Regions from separate parts of the Homo sapiens genome. Here region 1 is linked to region 2. A link is a contact called in ENCODE Hi-C or POLR2A ChIA-PET data. All regions are on one chromosome and are shown on one strand. Each heading gives the region's core, a stretch centred on a gene start or an enhancer-like site at or near the end of the contact. The rest is flanking DNA. Distances are from core to core; before and after follow the strand shown. Region 1 overlaps LOC105377356 (a long non-coding RNA gene). Region 2 holds the start of GIMD1 (GIMAP family P-loop NTPase domain containing 1).

The links. Hi-C counts contacts between places; a loop is a spot of excess contacts on that map. ChIA-PET counts read pairs that join two places held with the same protein, here RNA polymerase II (POLR2A). Pooled maps may share reads with other maps.
Region 1: a map of mammary epithelial cell shows a loop between it and region 2 (4-fold over the local background). The contact joins the enhancer-like site here to the promoter of GIMD1 in region 2. A Hi-C loop is called at or near these places in 5 of 168 maps with a recorded cell type or tissue (Caco-2, aorta, ascending aorta and 2 more) and 5 of 50 pooled maps. POLR2A ChIA-PET finds 5 or more read pairs at or near these places in 1 of 52 experiments (BJ).

Annotation. Positions count from the first base shown.
Region 1 is chr4:106,586,433-106,593,067 of GRCh38, reverse strand. The region is part of intron 1 of LOC105377356 (a long non-coding RNA gene); the gene reads right to left. Among named protein-coding and RNA genes, the nearest start is that of LINC02173, 160 kb to the right of the region's middle. Within about 2 kb of position 5,312, at least 2 of the 41 ENCODE cell types and tissues checked have a DNase peak (open chromatin) inside an H3K27ac peak, as active enhancers do; they include endothelial cell of umbilical vein and mammary epithelial cell, where a contact is called at or near this core.
Region 2 is chr4:106,365,625-106,372,979 of GRCh38, reverse strand. It overlaps GIMD1 (GIMAP family P-loop NTPase domain containing 1), which reads left to right and starts at 4,202. Exons shown (of 3, transcript NM_001195138.2): 1 at 4,202-4,270; 2 at 5,543-5,937. The coding sequence starts at 5,545. RefSeq lists an enhancer at 3,421-3,470.

The sequences.
Region 1 (6,635 bases), core at 4,063-6,562, 220 kb before region 2:
CTAGTGTTCTTGTTCACAGTGCTTTTGTAGTCTAAACAAAATGTTTATTACATTAGACTGTAGTATTGGGCCAATTATCATGAAACCCACAATGAATTAAAATACTTCATTGTTTATCTATTTAATCCATTTTAAATTTGTATTCCTTTAGAACATAAGATTTCAAGTAAAATTTGTACAATGCCCAGATTCAGTTGGGGTGACAATAAATTTCCCAAGAAAATTCTCATTCTCTTAGAAAATAGCTTTTAAAAATCTAGTGCCAACTTTATAATTTGGGGAAGAAATACGACATGGTGACTTAAGTAACTTTGGTGCAGGTTTCATAAGAAAACATTTTAAAAGTCATCCTTATTAATCATAGCAACTATAGCCAATATCTTTTATTTTTGCCTGCCTAGGAACCCTTCTATTTCTGGGTGAAATAGAGGCCTAATTTGCCTTTTGGAAACTATCTTTCTCTCCATTCAAATCGTTTTAATAAAATGGTAAATGATATCCCAACTACCTTTTCCTATTTCTGCCTCAACTGAGACGCAGTTTTTTAAGCTTCAGTTTTCTCATCTATGTGATATCAACCACAGAGTAAATGACGTATTCACATTTTTTTGTATAATATAAAGTATTACAAAATGAGAGGCATTATTATTACAATGTCTATTGACTGGAAAAAAAATGAATATTTATAATGACATAAGAAAATGCTCTTGCAAGTATGACTGTATCACCACATGTAAGAAAAATGAGATGAGCATTTTCTAATATAAAAGTTGTTTGTATTATGTAAGGTGACCAGATACAGAAAATGTGTGTTCCAGATGATCTACAGGTTGGTTTATGTATTTCAACACCTTGCTCAGACAGGTAATAGTCATTGAAACTCAGGAGTATTACTCCGTTCAAATGTATAGGGACGAAATAGCTCAGAATACTGTGGCATTTATGGCAATACTCATAAACGGCCAGGATGAAATCCAAGTTGATTTGGATTATTGTATATGTATCAGTTAGAGTTCTTTGGCTAAGTTAAAAAAAGAAAAGGAATTTATGGGAAGCACTTGAGGTTGTCGATGGAATCTAAGAAAGATTTGAACAAGCAGCTCAAGATTCTGTGGGTTGGCACTTTGGGCTGTCTCACCTGATGGTTCTCATGACTGGCCCCTGCTGAGCTCACCACTGCATTTGTGGACAACTCATAATATGCCTAAAGCTGGCTGTTTTTTCTCGAAAGGGTAGGGTCACTGAGAAACGTGTTGCTCATCATCCTGCAGGCTAATTTAGCTTCTTCTCATGGTGACAGCCAGAGGGTCTTCAAGAGCAGTGAGAGGCAAGCTCCAGTGTGCAAGACTTTTTCAGATCCCCGCCTGTATCAGGTTTGCTCATGTCCAGATGGGGAAAGCAAATCATAAGACCAGTTCAGAGGATGTGAGAGGAACTACCAACAGGAATGTATAAAAGGAAGATGATCATTAGTAGCCAATTTTGGAACCACAACTCATTTATTTGTTGATTGGTCAATCTACTTTCGATACTAGGCCAGGTTAGCTATGTCCTGTGTGGCATATGGTGTAAGCATAATATAATTTCCACTAAACTTGAAAATCAGAAGAGTTAAACCAACTACTTTAAATTATCAATTTAAATTCAAATTAAATTACAAATTAAGAGATAATTATAAGGCTTTCAAAAGTCTCTAAGTTTACTAAGACCATATGATCATATCATTTTTTCCATAAAGTAAAAAAAAATGCTCTATGGTTCATAATATAGACTAGGGCTACTGCCAAATTTAACATTCCATTTATTAATTTATCAAAAATTTCTATTTTCTAGTTAAAAAAAAAACTTCTATAAACCTCATCCTTTTTCTTCTTATCCATCATAAGAACTAGTAATTGGCTTTCTTTTCAGGGCCATTTTTATACACACCCTCCCTCGCCCAAAACCTATGACAGTGTTCTCACTTCAATTTACTTGAGTTATTTTATAGAGATTGAGTAGAGAGTACATATCATGACCCAATGAAGATATTAGGTGGTCATCTAGGTGATTTATAGACAAATGTTTTCTTCCTACATGTGAAGCCTGTCTCAACATGCAAATCAATGAAGACCTCAGCAAAATCATTGATTTAAAACACATCATGAACTTGAAAGATCCTACACAAATCATTAAAACCAAGAGTGTTAAATCCATGACTACTGAGGTTATATACTATCTTATTCCTCATGATAAAGAAAAATAAATATTAGGGTACCTTTAAATACATAGGGGGTATATGTGTGTGTGTGTGTGTGTGTATGCTGGCTCAATTTTTAAGATAGGAAGTTGTATTATATGCCACATAACTTGTTTCTAATAATGCCAATGTTATCCAAAACGCTTCAAAACTTTATATTAGGTTGGTACAAGAGTAATAGCGGTTTTCACCATTAAAAGTAATGGCAAAAAACCGCAATTACTTGTGCACCAACCTAATACTTATAAGGAATTTAATTCTAAAAACTGTTATCAAGAAAATGCTCTGCCAGACTGCGTAAGTGTCTCTTTCATAATTTACAGCACTTACCAGTGGGACGGGCTTATCTCTAACATATGCTTACAAGTGGCATGTCATTCAAGGACCCAAGCTTCTTACAAGTATTTTGATAGTATCCTTTGATATTACCTTTGTAAATGCCTGTTACAACTCTATCTAACATTAACTCCTCAGTTAAAAAATATTTAAGGGCTACTAAACTATTTATTCAACATAGGATGACATTTTTCTCTGCCACATTAATAAAAATTGCATCTCAACCACCAAACAAAAATGAGACAATGGTAGCTAAAGAGCAGCTTTGTTGGCCAGTCGAGGAGTCATAGGGAAGACCCTGGAAAAGCACTTGATCTCAGCTGGTTGTGCCCACCATGGTTAGCATGAGATGCTTCTTCTCTTACACAGAATGAAGATTCAGGAAACTTCTCCACACTGTTGGTAGGGTCAGACAACTTGGAGGTTTGCTGGGAAATAAGAGCTGAGTGCATTGTGCTTTGTTTTCCTGCCACACCATGCAATTGTCTGCTTTCCAACATCCTTCATGTACTGCACTTTTCCCCAGCAAGTTTCTAGCACCCTGCAACAAGCCTCTTGAATTATGGTCACACATCTACACCCCGTTGTTCTATAAAGATAATAAAGAAACACGGTAACGTGCTACATTTGGACAGCCTTCTCAGTGAGGCAAAACAGATGTCAAGAGAGGAAGACTATCAATCTAAAGCTAAAGTGAGAGAAGAAAATTAAAACAAAAACTTCAAAATAAATCATTCACTAGGAAGAAGGTAGATGACAGAGTATGACAAAGTGAGGTGGCAGCTCAAGGTAGGAGACTCAAGACAGGCTCAAGATCCTGTTCAGAACCAGAGTGCATTCAAAGTGTCACAAGTGCCTCATTTTAAACAGAATCAGCTCTAGATGCCAAAAAATTGCAAGAGGCAGAAATTCTTAGGAAACTGATCATTGGTTTCTTTAGAAAGAAATGTCCAAAAGCTATTTATAAATCTATTCTATAATCAGCATAGATGTGTATGCATCAATTACGAGCTCCAGCCTTCCAACATCATCTTTGAACCCTCTAAATATTTGTGCAATTAAATTGTAGTTCTCCCTCTTTCTTCTTTCTTCTGTCTCTCTCTCTCTCTCTCTCTCTCTCTCTCTCTCCTCTCTCTCCTCTCTCTCCTCTCTCTCTCCCCACTCCCCAACCCCACCTCTGGCTTTTGTTCTTTCAATCTATCAATATATAAATGGATAAATAGATGAACAGACAGAAAGAGGATGGGTGATATCTCTCTCGCATTTTGGTTTGGGTTTGGGTTTAGGTTTTAAATCTCCAAGGTTCTTTAAACTACAAGGTTCTGGAAAGCAGGAACCATGTCTGTTCTTCAACATGTACACACAAGTGCTTAGTTCATGTGGTGGTTGCTGAGAAATACTTTTGCACTGTCTGATTAAATGATTCAAGAGTTTAAAAATTCTTTTACAAAACATAATGGAAAATATGCATGTAACAGAATATATACAATGAGAACCAAGTGCTTTTAAATGTTTTCAGAAGAAAGATGCCAAACCCTGCTTGGCAAAGACATGTGCCTTCATTTTATTTCAATGGCACTTCAACAGACACACCAGAGGCCAAAATTTAATATTTTTAAAATATAAAAAATACTCAGAATCAGCAGCTTATTTCTGTTTTTGTAAGTTCTACATTTTGGTACTAGAGGAATTATATTTCTGGGGCAAGACGATCACCCTATTCTTGATGCTGTGGCATATAATTTGAAGATTTCATAGCACTGAATTATAGCAAGCATCTGATTCGGTTAAAGTTTGGAAAGCTCTGGTTAAGAAAAGAATTCATCTGGCCTAAATCAAACTGGGTAAGAGCTTACCAGAGAATAAGATATAGAACAGCTATGTTGGGGTATAGGAAATTGTTCAGTTTTCAAAGGAAGTAAAATTCCAGGAGAAGCAGTAGTTAGTCTAATTTGAGTCTCATTTACAAAGCTTGTCTTTCAAGGTAAAGGACTAGCAAGAAACTAGGTCAAAATACTGTTTCTTTAGTTTCATGTGAGATTGTACCTCAACTCTTACTTGGAGAATTCCTTCTCCTATCTTTCATCAATTCTGCAGCACTGCCATCAATATCACCCTCACTGTGTACCCAAATCAGCAACTCCATAAATTTCAAAATCCCTTGCTCTAGCATTTTACAGTACCTGTACCAAGAAGCTCTGACCATGTTTAAATTTAAGCTTATTCACTTTCTATTGTAAAAAACAATGCATGCAGACACCTGCAAATCATCTGAATATAACAAATGCATTTTAAGGAAAACCTAGAGGATGACCCCTATAATTAAGAATGATTCAATAAAAGAATAAGAAAATACCTCAAGTACATAGGTCAAAGGAACACATTACATTTTCTTGTAATTTTTGATAATATAGTACTTTACTTAGGCAGGCTTGCTTTAGATGACACAATGACTTTCTGGGTACCTGTAGGGAATTTAAGTTTAATCAACTTCACAGAGGCAAAAGGCTATGCATTTCCATACTCAAAATAATGGAAAACAGTTACTCTATCCCAAAGCCTGTTAAGAGGCCAGTAAAATCACTGTATTGTATTAACTTGCACTTCTGGTCCTCTAGATGGTGGTTGTAAAATTGTAAGTGTTTGGATGAACACTTCACAGGATTTGATGATGAGTGCTTTTCACAAAAGAGAATGAGTCACACAGCTTTTACAAGGATATCTGCCTCATAGAGAAAGCCTGAAACACTGGAATAAAACATTACCTCTGCCAGAAGAATGTCGGGAGGCAAACCAAAACACAACATGTGAAACTAAATAAGTTACACTGTGTAAATCAAAGCTCCATTTTGCTATTTAGAACATGGTTTTTGGCAGCACATTCTTTATTGTTCCAAACAACAATAGTAAGAACCAGAATGGTTGCTAGGAAGTTTACAAAGTTTTCATAACCCAATGTTCCTTGGCACTTTTTTCCCCTCTGGGTATCGTACTTTGCTTGATCATGGCTGAAAATGATAGAAACATTTTCATCAAAATATTATTTAAATAGATATATTTAATTATAGTTAAATATTATATGACCCTTTGCCCTGTTGAGTGGGAGACTTCAATCCATGTAGAAGATGTAATGGCGGGGATGAGGGGCAACTGTTTATCTGTACACCATGCATCAACCCAGCAATTAAGCAGTTTTCTATTTTATATTCAATATGGATATATTTCAAGAAGTTATAAAATTGTGGTAATTTTGAAGGATTGTTAAAATAAAATATAAAAATCCTAGAAATAAAAATCTGTTTATTTGTATAACTAAATTATTAATATTTGGGGAGTGGACTCAAACAATGACACTTTTCAAAACTATTTTTTAAAAAACATTTCTAGTTATTTTTAGTTTCTGGATTTTCAGAATAAGTATTCCCGAATAATATTTTTAACTTTATTATGAAATGTTGCTATTATAAACATTATGCTTTTACATAATCAAATTGGGACTTTAAAAATAGGCTAAAGATAAATAAGTACTTTGACTGTCTTTTGCTTTAAGTTTTTGCATTTTACTTTAAATACAAACATTTTTCATTTGTTCAACTATTATATAACTTTCCAAAAGGGGAAATATATGTAGATGTAGATCTCTAAGAATTGTTTTAAAAGGAAAGAGAATATTAACTTTTAAAGATAAGTGTTTTGACAAAAATTTCTATTATACTTCCTTTGGTTGAGTTTCCACATTAGTCTAAATCTTTTTGTTTACTACCAACAATAATAACAAAAAAAGACAATAAAAATATAGAATAACATGGATATAATTTTTTTTTTTTTTTTGAGATGGAGCATCACTCTGTCACCCAGGCTGGAGTACAGTAGGGCAAGCTCAGCTCACTGCAACCTCCACCTCCCAGGTTCAAGTGATTCTTCTGCCTCAGCCTCCTGAGTAGCTGGGACTACAGGCACGTGCCACCATGCCTGGCTAATTTTTATACTTTTAGGAGAGAGGGTTTTCCACCATGCCAGGCTGGTCTCGAGCTGCTGACCTCATGATCCACCTGCCTTG
Region 2 (7,355 bases), core at 2,953-5,452:
ACATATGAAATTAATTTATATGAACATACTTTTATGATATTCTATATTATACCATGTCATCTATTTCTCTTGAGTGAATAGAAATGATCTTTTATAAAAAAGAATCTAAACCAGGGTAATGGAATTTAGCAGAAGTGTTTCAAGAATAAGGTTTGGGAGATTTGAGATCATTTGACAAATTTTTTGAGAATCTGAATTAAGCACATTTGTTTTGTTGAAATTTTTTCTTCAACATATTATTTTCCTTTAGTAAGTACAGTATTAGAAAGATATTGATTTTTTGCTTGCTCTTGAGGTTTTAGTCATTTCTTCAATAATGACATATATTTGTATGATTAATCACTAATTATAATTGTAAATGATAATGCGAGTGTATGTATGACTCTCAGTTTTCAACTTAATTGTCTCAGAGTTGGTGAACAAAAGTTTGGTTATTATAAATCAAATTCTTATATCCTCAAGACACCAAATTATACATCTAGCTTATGCTCATAGATATTCTTTTCAAACTATAAAAGTGCAAAATTAAATTGTCACACACACACAGACACACACACACAGAGAGTGAAAAAAAAATTTATTAAATATAGAAAGCCAAACCTAATATATTAGCCACCTCAGAACAAGAAAGGAAATCTAATACCAGAAATGAAGATGATTACACATTTTTAAAATCATAAACATGAGCAAGGCAGATATGTGTTTATTATAGTATAAATCATCAAAATCGACACAAAAAATGTCAAATTACTATGGCAGAAATTGTTAAAGTTGTTTGAGAATCAGTTCCAGAAAGTTGTTCAGCTTAAGCTGTCTTCATGGAAGATTTTTCAAACCTTTCAGGGATTTATAATTGCCAAAGGATCTAAATTATTGCAGAGAACCATAAAGGAAGAAATTTTTTCTAATTCATTTTAAAAGGTTGGCATATTTCTGATCTGAAAATCTGACAAATATAGGATAAAAAGAAAAAGCTGTCAATCCATCTCACTATTGGTAACATTGCTAAAATTATAAATAGATCTTAGAAAATTAAACAAATACAGTACTCTCTCAAAAGAATATTATATCCTGATTAAGTAATTGCCAACAAGTATTTTGCCTCCGCACAGTTCACAAGCTAAACATACTCCCATTATTAATGCCTCTCATCAAAATTGTGTGATTCCTCTCAGCAGTGATTGTTAAAGAAAAGGAGTAAATAGGGGGAGTATATGGGTAGATTGCAAAAAGAAATGTACCTGTTGTGTCAATCCCCAAAAAGAGACACTGTCTTATGGTCCCCAGGAAATTAAGATTTAAAAGTGGTTCTATTTTCTTCTATATTCTTTTCTGTATTTTTAAATGCTTTTTATAATGTATATATTTATAATCTGAATAATTATATGCCAAAATACTCAGAAGAAAAACAAACAAGCAAGCAAACAAGAAGAACAAAACCAAACAAAAACATCATGAACATTCCTGCATGGGGATGTGACTGGTAGTCTCACTAAAGACCAACCAACCAAGCTTAGGCTGAAGATTTATATTCCCATAAATATTTCTGTCCAGACATGGCCATTCTTCATTGGTTCAAGAACCTTCAAACTGCATTCAAATTAAGACCATCTGTCCACCAAATTTAAACTGCTGACCAGTGTCCTAAAACATCCAACAGTAAGATCTGATGCCTTATTCTAAAACTATCTCAGACTGAGTTAATCAAGTCAGCACCAACCATAACTGGCTTATCAGTGTTCCTCTCAACTTGGTTAAGTGTTATCCAAGGTTAAAGCCATTTGATCATCCTAACCACAAAATCTGGTCAATACTCTTAATGTCTTCTTTATTAAGAAAAGAAATATCTTCAGAGCAAAGGATTAACCATTCAAGCCAATGAAAATGGGAACTTGTCTAAAACTGTGAAAGTACATTTTAATCAAATTGCTATATCAAGAGCTACTTGCAATAAAACTCATTTGAGTAGAGACACAATTTTCCTGAGTATACAGACATGTAAATTATAAATTATATATACACTTGTATATACAAACACGCATAAATATATGCATGTGAATATATATGTATGCCCATATGTTTGTATGTATGTGTGTGTACATATATAAAATTTGAAATACAATAGTTGCTTGTCAGCTAGAGTCACCTTTACACCAAAATATCTCATTTCATCAACTGTGGAAAGTCTAAATGTCCTCCTAATGATTTCTGTAAGTTCCTGGGGACTAGTGTCCTTCTAGCTTTAACTTCCTGCCTCTTCTAAATTACTTTAATTCAGATGTCATCCCACAATCTCCAACTTTTGTGGTGCCTGTCCTGTGCTAACACAGGAGTATAACTTAGACTTTTCCATTAATTTTCATCAAAATAAAATAAAATACAAAGCAAAACCAAAAACAAAACAAAAATAAAAAGCCACCTTCATGTAAGAAAACTGTAAATGTGGCTGACTTTAAAATAGTTCCTTAGCCCTTTACATTTACAAAACTGAGAGATCTAGCTTTCTGCCCTACTATAATGTCATAGTTCTTCATTCTCTCCTTGTCTGTTCCTTCCTTCCCTCCCTGCATCTCTCTCTCACTTCCTCATTTTATGTCTCTCACTCCCTCTCTCCTTTTATACCCTGATCTTCTCTACTCTTTTCTTGGCTTTTTCCCTTCGCCAGCAGATTGGCTGTTACAATACTTTCTGTGAGTTTAGCTATTGTTCTCAGGATCCCGTTTTCTACCTCAAGTAGCTAAATTAAACAATTTTCTCAGACAGTATCCTTCCTAAGAGAAATTTGGCAGCCAGCTGTTAAAAGATAATACATTTTTTATCCCTACTACATCATATTTAGCCAAGTCGGTGAAAATGTAATTTTTCAGATTGTTCTTTCACCTTGATTCAAAAAAATCAATCTTTCAACATCATCTAATAATAAATTATTCTGCTATAAGACCTCTAAATTGACTCAAATCTAAAACCTGCGTTAGACTTATGAAAAATTATCAAAAAAATTTCAATTTTACTGGAACTTATAATCATGCTCGTGAATTCTGAACTTTATTTTTTAACAGTCAGCTGTTGCATTCAGCAAATGATTTAAACTGTAACTTTGAAGTCGGGCAGGGGGGTGGTTGAAAAACTAAGAGCTTATGCTTGCTGTGTTCTATAAGGAACATAGGAAAGAAAGTTTGGCTTTGTTCTTCTTCAAAAAATCCCCAACACAATTAATATGTGTTTATGTAGATGGTTGAAGAATGTCCGTTTACAGTTTAAGGAAGAAAAATTAAAATAAATCCTGGCTCAAAAATCACTTCTTAGGAAACAGGCTGCTACTGCCACCTGGGGGAGATTCTTTCCACTTCATTCAAGAAGCCCAATGTGTTTATCAGATGAAGGAAGGCAGTTCATGCCTTCCTTGTCACAGCTACACAGGAAGAAGACTTTTTAACTCTCTGCCCGTGAAGTCATAAGGCACTCCAGATGTCTCCAAGTTTCTTTCACCCAGAAATACATATTTCATCGACTTTTTGAGAAATACAAGAGAAGATGAATCAGACTATAACCATACTACTAAAAGCACCAAGAAAGTATTTTGGATCAGTATGGGTAATACACTAAGAAGTAGAAAAAATAAAATTTGAGTTTTCAGTAAGAAAATAAAACTCAAGTTTTTAAGAAAAAATGTATTTGACTTCAAGTTATAGTTAATTTTACTCCTTTCCTTAAATATACTATCATTAATTGATATGAAAGCTACATGTGCTGATATAATCATTCCAGTGGTTTCATAAATTAGGATAAAATAATACTTTTTATTATATGAATATAGCAAAAAGAATTATCTTTAAAAATTTGAAAAGTATTATGAACTAAATACTGATGTGAAGTCATGATCTAATTGTAGATCATGAAAAAATTGTAATCATTGCTAAAGAATGTCTAATTTCTGTTTAATACCCATATTGCATTTCCTTATGCTATAAATAAGTTGTTACTTATAAGAAATGCACAAAATAAAAAAATACTAAAAATAGAATATTTCTGTACCTATTAAAATTACAAGTCTGTCAAGTGTCATAAAAAAGTCAGTGCTGATTAGGGGAAGACAACTAATCATTTATAAAGAGGCTGTCTGGCAATAAATTAACTAAATAAAATACATACGGTGTCAGTCCCAGAGTGGTACAATAACGCTATCAGAAGGTGAAAGTTCATATGAAAGAACAACTGTGCCAGGGCGAGAGACGTCTTTGTGGAGAAAGCATTTTCAAGACTGGAAAAGGTAAGCGAAATATAGCAAATGGATTGGGATTGAATAATTAATTTTCTAAAAACATTACACCCTGATTTAGGAGTAAAAAGAAATTGACTGCATCTCACTGCAGTTGACACCACTGAATGAGCTGGGAGAGCTGGTGTGAACTGGAGGGACCCGCAAAATGAGTGTCTTTTTATGGAGGTATGAAGCTCCTTCAAGGTGTTCACGTTAGCGTGTGGGTATAATGGAGTGAGGGGCATTAAAGGACAAGAAGGACCTGCGGTACTTAAAACTGTGTAATAAAGTTACAAGATCTAGGCAAAAATAATAAATATGCAATATTAAAATGTCTTTATTTCTGAATTGGTAGCGTGGGCAGTTTTAGCAATTGGCAAGTAACTCTGCTTATAAATCTAGTGAAAATGATTAATGACCTTAAAATGCTATGGGGGATCATGCAGTGTACAAAGGATCGGCCACTGTACAGGTATTGTACATGGAATAGATTCTCCCAAGATTCTCCCCCCTTCTAACTGAGCTGCCCAATATGTTAGGCTTTACTTTCTTTATTAAAGAGCCAACACTTACACTAATGGAACATAGAGATGATTTATTAATTATTTTATAACAGAAATTACAAGTAGTTTGTATTTTCACCAATGTTCCCTGGTTGTAAAAAAAAAAATTTGGTAAGCAGAAACAGAAGTCTTCTTTAACATTATTCATATTTCATAGGAAAGAAGCATTCAGGAAATCAGGAAGGATGATTTTTTGCAGATACCACTTGTGTATTCAGGCAGTGGGTCGGGAAGTGGGAAGATGGGGGATGTTGTTAGAAAGCAAGAAGGGTTGTTTCTTCTACTGTTCTATTCTTACTTCTCCAATAGTGAATAACTTTTAAATACTACTGCTAGCTTTGCCCCTGAGCTCAGGAACTTCAACACCTTTTCCTAAACCAACTCACCTACCACATTGATGAGTTAACATATTTCTCTTAAACATGGTTTTTATGATCTTCATGTAATTTGGGATTTTTTCTGTTTCCTAAATCCTTCCTTATCTGTATTTGACTTCTCTCTCCCTTCTCATTGTAAACTACAATTATTCCACATTCCCTTCTGTCACTGGGGGATCTCCACTTTAGTGGAGCAGTCCTCCTCCATGCTTTAGTCACTACGAATGAAGGGAAAACAAATCTAAAATCGTACTTGGAGTGCAACCAGGCCAGGTAAGAAAACTTACATTGGGGGAATGTAGAAGCCTAATTATGCGTGCTATGCCTTTGTTTTCCTACAGCCATGACAGACCCCAACAAGATGATCATCAACTTGGCCCTCTTTGGCATGACTCAGAGTGGAAAAAGTTCTGCTGGAAACATTCTGCTGGGAAGCACAGACTTTCACAGCAGCTTTGCTCCCTGTTCTGTGACCACATGTTGTAGCCTGGGCCGCAGTTGTCACCTCCACAGCTTCATGCGTCGAGGTGGGCTAGAGGTAGCCCTGCAGGTCCAGGTGTTGGACACTCCAGGTTATCCACACAGCAGGCTGAGCAAGAAGTATGTGAAACAGGAAGTCAAAGAGGCTCTGGCACATCACTTCGGGCAAGGGGGTCTCCACCTTGCACTCCTGGTTCAGAGAGCAGATGTGCCTTTCTGTGGGCAGGAAGTAACTGACCCAGTCCAGATGATCCAGGTAATACTAAGATGCAATTACACTAATGCCATTATTACTTCTTGGAGGACATTATCCTAATAGTATAATAATAATAATAATAATATTATTATTATTATACTATTAGTATATAATAATATAGTACATAATAATTTATACAACTAAGTGTTGGTCACCTAGGAATTGTCAGTAAAAATTATTTGATTTTCCCAAGTCATTTTTATGACCTCCTTCAGAGGAACCCAATCAGTCATTTTACAACTGGTTTGTAGGAAAAAAAAATTGAGATATTAAACTTCAGAGGTTAACCAAGCCTCAAACTCCTAGAACAAAAAACCCAAATAAGTTTGTAACATGTTGTCCCTGGACTGTCTGCATCAGAATCAACTGGGCTGTTTGTTAAAGAAGATTGATCCAAAACGTACTGAAACAGAATCTCAGGAGTGGAGCCTGCATATCTGTATTTTCATAATTTTCCATGTATTTCTCAAAAACAGTCAGGTCGTAGAACCGTTGAACTTAAACACTGACTTGCATCCATTCAGCATCAAAGGGACAATCTCTTATAGTTCACCAGGAAATGGGTGCTCATTCACTGACTTGGTCATTGAACACTCTATTGAGCATCTAAACAGTGCTTAATTACTGGTAAATGAGACATGAGCCCTTCCTTCAGAAAGTTTACAGTCTAGAAGAGGAAAATTAGATAAGCAAACCAGAAAAAGACAATGCATTAAGTGCCAAAGTAGTATAATGAAAAAGAGGGGGTTTCATAAGACTTAAGTCATAGTGAGCATTCAAGGGAGAGTTATGCATTATTCATAGGGAAACAATTCAGAACTTCAGATTCTTTGCTTGCCTTATCAGTTGTAGCATAAGTGACTGCTCCATTCTAGCCAAAAGAAGACCATAGGGACCTCAGGTTGAGCATAAATAACACATGCCACCTTTCCCTGGTGGTCTATTCCAATTTGTTTGCTTGTTCATTCATTATAGGTCACTAAGTTGGAGGCTTATTCACAGTCTTCAACTGTGAATAAGGAGAGGAGCTGGATAAGAGGCCTGGACATGACCACAGCTAGGAGATGGAGGGAGTTGGGAGTTTGTGTGTGTGTGTGTGTGTGTACGTGTGTGTACATGTGTGTGTGTGCATATGATGTGTGGACTATTACTAACAATAGTCCACACAGCCCTGTGTAGACTATTACTAACAATAGTCCACACAGCCCTGTATAGACTATTACTAACAATTCCTGGAAACTATTCCTAACAATTCCTGGAAACTATTCATTGAGCTGCTCTATTCTATTCAATCTGTTGATTCTTCAGTCTGAGTCAATCTAAATTTAGCTGCTGGACTTCACTAGTATTACTCAAGAGCCTCAATGAGTCACTGAGCTCAGAGACACCAGGTCTATTAGAAGCTCCACAGTTAAACT